Regions from separate parts of the Homo sapiens genome. Here region 2 is linked to region 1. A link is a loop called in an ENCODE intact Hi-C map of the cell type or tissue named here. Cell type or tissue: PC-9. All regions are shown on one strand. Links, peaks and the distances in the headings refer to the core of each region. The heading gives the core; the rest is flanking DNA. Region 1 overlaps ZNF608 (zinc finger protein 608). Region 2 overlaps LINC01170 (long intergenic non-protein coding RNA 1170).

Evidence for each region. Peaks named below come from ENCODE experiments on the same cell type or tissue, not always from the same donor. Only the 100,000 strongest peaks of a DNase experiment are listed, where the experiment ranks them.
Region 2: a loop joins it to region 1, with 7 times the contacts of the local background. A loop is called at or near these places in 5 of 110 quality-filtered maps.

What each region holds. Positions count from the first base shown.
Region 1 is chr5:124,659,926-124,662,842 of GRCh38, forward strand. All of the region lies in intron 3 of ZNF608 (zinc finger protein 608), which reads right to left. Among named protein-coding and RNA genes, the nearest start is that of ZNF608, 85 kb to the right of the region's middle. RefSeq lists enhancers at 378-1,071, 2,511-2,917. In PC-9, for the core only: no CTCF peak of the experiment used is centred there; DNase peaks (open chromatin) are centred at 496, 966, 1,586 and 2,486; H3K4me3 peaks cover 1,106 bases; H3K27ac peaks cover 2,500 bases.
Region 2 is chr5:124,400,553-124,403,469 of GRCh38, forward strand. The region is part of intron 3 of LINC01170 (long intergenic non-protein coding RNA 1170); the gene reads right to left. Among named protein-coding and RNA genes, the nearest start is that of LINC01170, 37 kb to the right of the region's middle. RefSeq lists an enhancer at 1,592-1,761 and a cis regulatory region at 1,677. In PC-9, for the core only: no CTCF peak of the experiment used is centred there; DNase peaks (open chromatin) are centred at 1,139 and 1,689; H3K4me3 peaks cover 1,419 bases; H3K27ac peaks cover 2,500 bases.

The sequences.
Region 1 (2,917 bases), core at 138-2,637:
CTTTTGTGCCAGCTCTGGGCCCTTTTCATCTCTAGCTATACCGGGCCCAGGAGAGCATACATTCCTACCGCTCTGCTGGCCACCAGCTGTGTCCTCTGTAAATCATAAAACCTCTGAACAAGCTATTCTTTACAAAGGCCAACAACATTTACTGGAAATGATCACTCTGCTATTATTCCATTCACTGAAATTTAAAATAGCAATTTACAACAGCAGCCGAAAACAGAAGAACTGCCTCTCTTAACTCTGTGTGTGTGTGTGTGTGTGTGAGAGAGAGAATGGGAGAGATCTGCATGTATATGGCACACAAAGGGGTACATTTTGTGTGTCACCAAAAAGCCACCATCTTTGCAAATCTAGAAAGGAAACAAGGAATATGAATGTCAGAGAAACCAGACTCAGTTTCACCTTTGGCGGCAGGGTGAATGAGGCTTAAGTTGTTGGTGAACCTCCCTGTTCTTCCTGGAGGTGGCCATGCCCTGCAGGCAGTGTGGGAAGTAGTTCCCACATTCTGGTAGAGAAGCCACAGCATGTGGCTCAGGTTCAGAATGCAATAGGGAAAGCTGAAAGGATGAACTCTGCAGTCATTTCTGAGGAGTAGGAAGGAAGAAAGAATAAACAGTGGCCATCAAATGGAGCACCCTAAGCACCTGAAAGCATGTCTCTGGAGACAGAGGCAGACTCACCTGTTCACAACCAGCTTTGTAGCCGCTTCATCTTGAGCTAACCTAAACCTACCTGAGCCTCAGTTTCCTCATCTATAAAATGGGAGTAATATGGATATTAAATAAGATGTGATTTATGTAAAGTATTTAACATGAGCACTGGCATAAAGAAGCCACTCAGCATATGTACTACGGCGTCCTCATCTTTTAAACTCTCCTGTAACTCACCCAGGTCATAAGCTGAAGAATGGAAGGAGATGCCAAAATGCTATGAATTCCACACTCAGAAATGCAGCTGGCAGCAAGCCCTCCCGCATTCCTCCCAGGTGAAGCAAACTCAGTTATGCGCATCTACACTAATTATCCCACATTGCTGGTGACCAGGCTTACTATAAATGTGGCCTATCTTTCTTTTAGAATCTTAAGGGCTGCAAATTCCAACCTGAGGGACTTCTTTTATTATTTCTATACCCACCACCAATTTCAAATGATATAAAATTTATCTTTCCTAACCCATCCATTGTTTAAAGCAAACATTTCCTCTGACTACTCAATAGTAAAGGCAACTGAGAAATGCAGTTCTAAATCACTGAAGCCTCATCTCTGGACTATTTCAGGGTAAGAAAACCTCATTTCATGTTTTCAGGAACAGCTAACTGAATGCCTGACATTTGTCTAAATTACAAAAGCCAAAATTAAAGCTCCCCAGTACCGTGACAACAGAAATGAGACTCTGCAGCAAGGCTCTGGGGATGCAGATGGACAGAGCAGGTTAAACATGAACTCATCTTTCCAATTCCCATCTGGACCCACCAGTTTTCTTGACAGCACTCAGAGGCTGCCTTCCCACCCTCCCCCATTCCACATTCCAAAGTTCTTATCTTTCAGGGAAGAAAAAAAAAAAAAAGCCCCACAGAGTTACAAGTATTTCAATAACGTGCTTAGAGACCAGCTCTTTTCTGTAAACAAGCCTAATGAAGTGTGACTAATAGTGCTCTCCTCCAGCACAGGGAAGGTAAAAGGGCCTTTGTTAGCACTTACTGGAGCAAAGTCGTCATTTTGCTGGAGCAGAACAAAACTTAGCTGGTTATTGATTGACCAGCCTGCTCGGTGTCACTGCTTTACTGTCTATTTCTATATACTCTGTGTGTAAATACGTGTGTTTACACAGACACTGAGATCGTCTGTATACACACAGTCACACACAGCCAGCTAACCTTTCTCTGCAAACAGGATGAAGTGTTCAAGGCATCTAACTGAAATCTAATTCCTCTCCGATATTTGTATCTCTTCTAGTCCTTGATATCACCTAACATTTCTCTCCATGTTGTTAGTATCATAGTATCATGAACCTCAATTTCAGGGCCTGTAAACCAACCCTCCCCATGGACACTTAATAGTTTCCGAAGTCACTCTGATTTAACCTGACCTGGTTATTACATTCTAGAGGTGATTTTGTTTTTTCATGAATTCAAAATTGCTGCTGTTTCCTTTCCCCATTTCACTGATCAATTCTGAAACTCCTGAAATTTGGCTCCAAATGTTAACTGCTAAATAAATACTTCATGATGACTTAAATTGTCTTCTTCAATTGACGTTTGTCTTAAGTATTAATATACACAGCAGCGATGTTAGCAGGAAGATCTGAAGTTGGCTCTGACTTCTTTCTTGGATGACTGAGGAATTCAAGTCAAAACCTGCTTTCCTTGCGAATCTGAGCACAAATTTCCGTATAAATTATTGACTGCACTTTGGCCTCATCTGAAACATTAGCCCCACAGGCTGATAAGTTCTGACCCCAGGTGGCACATCAGCCCTCTCAGAAGAGGCAGGAACATTAGTGCTTCGCACTGGGGACTAAGGCGTGTGAGCCAATCAATCACACTCTCTGACAGCTTTTACTGCCTCTGTGCATTAGGCCCAAGTCAACCTCCAAGACTCCTATTGTTCGCATTATTCTCTTATTCTCTGGTCTCATGAAGTTAGGGTTAAGTCCAAGGCTTTAGCAAGAGAAAGGCTATTGTTAGTAACTCAGTCTTTATTGACTCTGACCTGCAGGGCAGCCGACTTCAAGCCTTTTCCAGAAAGTAATGCACTGTTAATTGCTGCTCATCATCAGCGTGTGTTTTATACACCTCTCTTCACTGAAAGAAAACCTGACCAAATATTTCAGCATCCTCCCAGGTTGCCTTGTAATTCTCTCAAGAGTTACAGACACACAGACACACACACACACACAGACACACACACTT
Region 2 (2,917 bases), core at 143-2,642, 260 kb before region 1:
CTGGATTTCTGAGCAATTCTTCTTCCCTTTTTTTCATTCCCTTTGTTTATACCCCAGAATTCTCTCCTCTAAACTTTGAAAAATCCTCCTGATTTGAAACGAATCTATTTTATCTGCCTACCACATCTTTTTTCCTCCAAATTGGGTAGCATAACACTCAAGTAATGGCATACTCCTGCCCCACAGGCTAAAAATACCCAAGTAGACAAAGAATGTTCTTCAGTATGAACATCTGATGTTAATATTTTTTTCCCAAATCATTCTTTCAAGGGCAAGTGTGAGTGAAAAGCACTCACATGGTGAGTGGTGCCATGTCACCATGGCATTTCCTTTATCAAGCAAGTCCATCATTCAAATCCTTAATGGGTAATTGTCAGGGGTGGGAGAAGAACTTCTCATACTTTAGTATGCATATGAATATTACCTGGGAATCTCGTTATATTCTGATCCCATGGGTGTGGGCTGGGCCCCAGAGTCAGCATTCCTAACCAGCCCCCAGTTGGTGTCGAGGCTGCTGGTCTGGGAACTATACTTGGGGTAGCACCAACCTATTTTTAAACTATTATTTTTAGTTATTTAAATTCTAAATTGCTTGTTTTGAACTTTTTCCAGTTTACTGAAGATTTTGGAAGGTATGAGATAAATAAGAAAAGATACAAAGGAAAATCCAGTGATCTCAGCCAGCAAAAGCAATAGGAGTGGAAAGGCCATAGGCCAGTGCTGGGTTGGTGAGTTGCAGGTGGATCTGAGAAGGCAGCAGACGCAATGTCTCACCCTGAAGTTCCAAACCCGCCACTGCCCTCCCCACCCTACTCTGTCCTCCTTCCCCATCTGATTCCTGAACTTCATGCCTCAGAGACCCTCTGGGTACCATTACGGGTAAGTTCAGAGGTGAATTGTTAGTTAATGACTGAGCAGGGTTGGGAGCAGGGAGCTGAGAACTAGAAACAAACAGAGGCTAAAAGTTTGAATGAGATATGTGCGAGTTTCTCTGGGAGGCAGGGTGCAAGGACAGAGGAAGGATTGTCAAGAAGGAAAGGAAAAGCACCCACAGTGAAACCTGAAAGAGGCCCAAAACAAAACTCCCCTGATTTCCTCATTGCCTCAGGGCTGGGCCCCAGGTACATTTATTTCTTTTCTAATTACCTACACCTGAGTGAACATAGACAGGTATTTATATCTCAGTGAGCTGTTTAGGTGTGTTTATTTAGGTTTTATTTATAATCCCAGATTAGGTAATTTCCTTTTAAAAATTATAGGTGGACTGTGATGAGAAAGAGCTTTTATCTGATTGTTAGTAAGATCATAGGCGTAAAGAGAATTTTGCTTTTGAAAACTTACAAGGGCTATTGAGTTTTTCAATTAAACAATGTGGCCCTTCTAAGGTTACTAAAGAGAAACCCACATATTCACAATCAACCTCTAAGGCTGTTGAGGTTTCTCAGTTCTTTGAACCTCGAACACTCTGTGTTCCTAAGCCACTAGAGGTGGAAACAAAATAGAGCCGCTTATCACATTTCTTCTATTCCACACCTCAGTATTGTCATCGTCTCCACTTGCCCTTCAGCGGAGGAGATTAATAGATTTCAACAGGACCTTTTGTGGGCTCAGAGGAGCTGGCTCTGCACTTATTTGCCCTCTTTGTGTGGTTGTAAAGTGTTCTGACCAGATGACTCGGCATTGCCAGTAAGAACCCAGCCCCATGCCACAGGGACTCTATGGCCAGAAGCACTGCTTCCTCTGCCTTGTTTCTTGAGATCAGTGAAACAGGAATATTTTCTTGCGAAACCCTGATTCAATAACTGGTGGCTCAGAGCCCACAATAAAATCATGGTAACAGTCTATAAACATCAAAACATTAATCCTTTCCAAGTAGGAGCTGACGAGAATAAGCCTAATTGCAGTAATGACCTGAAGTATAGATGCTGCTCTGCATAAACTCTCACTCCCTGGTGGGAATGTTCCCATGGAACTCTGGGACTGTGCCATGCACACACCTAACTCTAATAATACTAAATCTAAACATGGGCATTCCTGCTGGATGAGCGGACTGATAGTCATTAAAGGCCTAAAAGGTAAAAAATTATTACTACTTTAAATCACTTTCCAAAGACTAAGCATTTTTTAAATTGTTAATGATGGCCCCATTCTCTCATTTAATTTCATTTTTAATTTTTAACTTTAAAAAACACTCCAGTTAGATACAAATATTTTAATTTTTATTTATTAGGGACCATATATTTATGCAATATCCATGTTTGCTACCATAGGCACTTGAGCTGTGATGATTTCACTTTGGTAACTTGAAAATGTATATAATAGATTTTTAAAATTAATTTGTAACAGGAATAAAAATTACCACAGTGTGAGAATTCACAAAGCTCCCTCTCCTTCCCCTTTTTCTATCCTCACTCCACAACTGGCACTAGCTTTTAAAGGGGATGAATTTTTGCATCCTGGATCAGCGCCTGGACTTTTCTTTGGAAAAACAAACAAAGAGAATGGATAAAACTGAAAGAAAATGGAAAACATCCCTTCACTATTCTGGTGGGATTGACCCCATCCCCAACTCCAAAGATGGGCCCTAATTTGTTTATCCAAATAATACACATACACACACACACACACACACACACACACACACACACACACACACACACAGCCCACCTTCTGTGGAGGCCTCAGTCGCTATGACAAGATCCAGTGTTGTTTTCTCCATAGTAATGATGACTTTCCTTGTTTTTTGGTTTGTTTGTTTACTAGAAAAATTAATTCCCTGGAACTGAGGACTTTGGTGTCTTTTTCACTCCTATGCCCAGCACCTAGCACAATGGCACAGCATCTGACACATAGTAAATAATCAATATTGCTATTGCAGTAGCTTCCTAACTGGTCAAATTACTTCTGATCCCGCCCC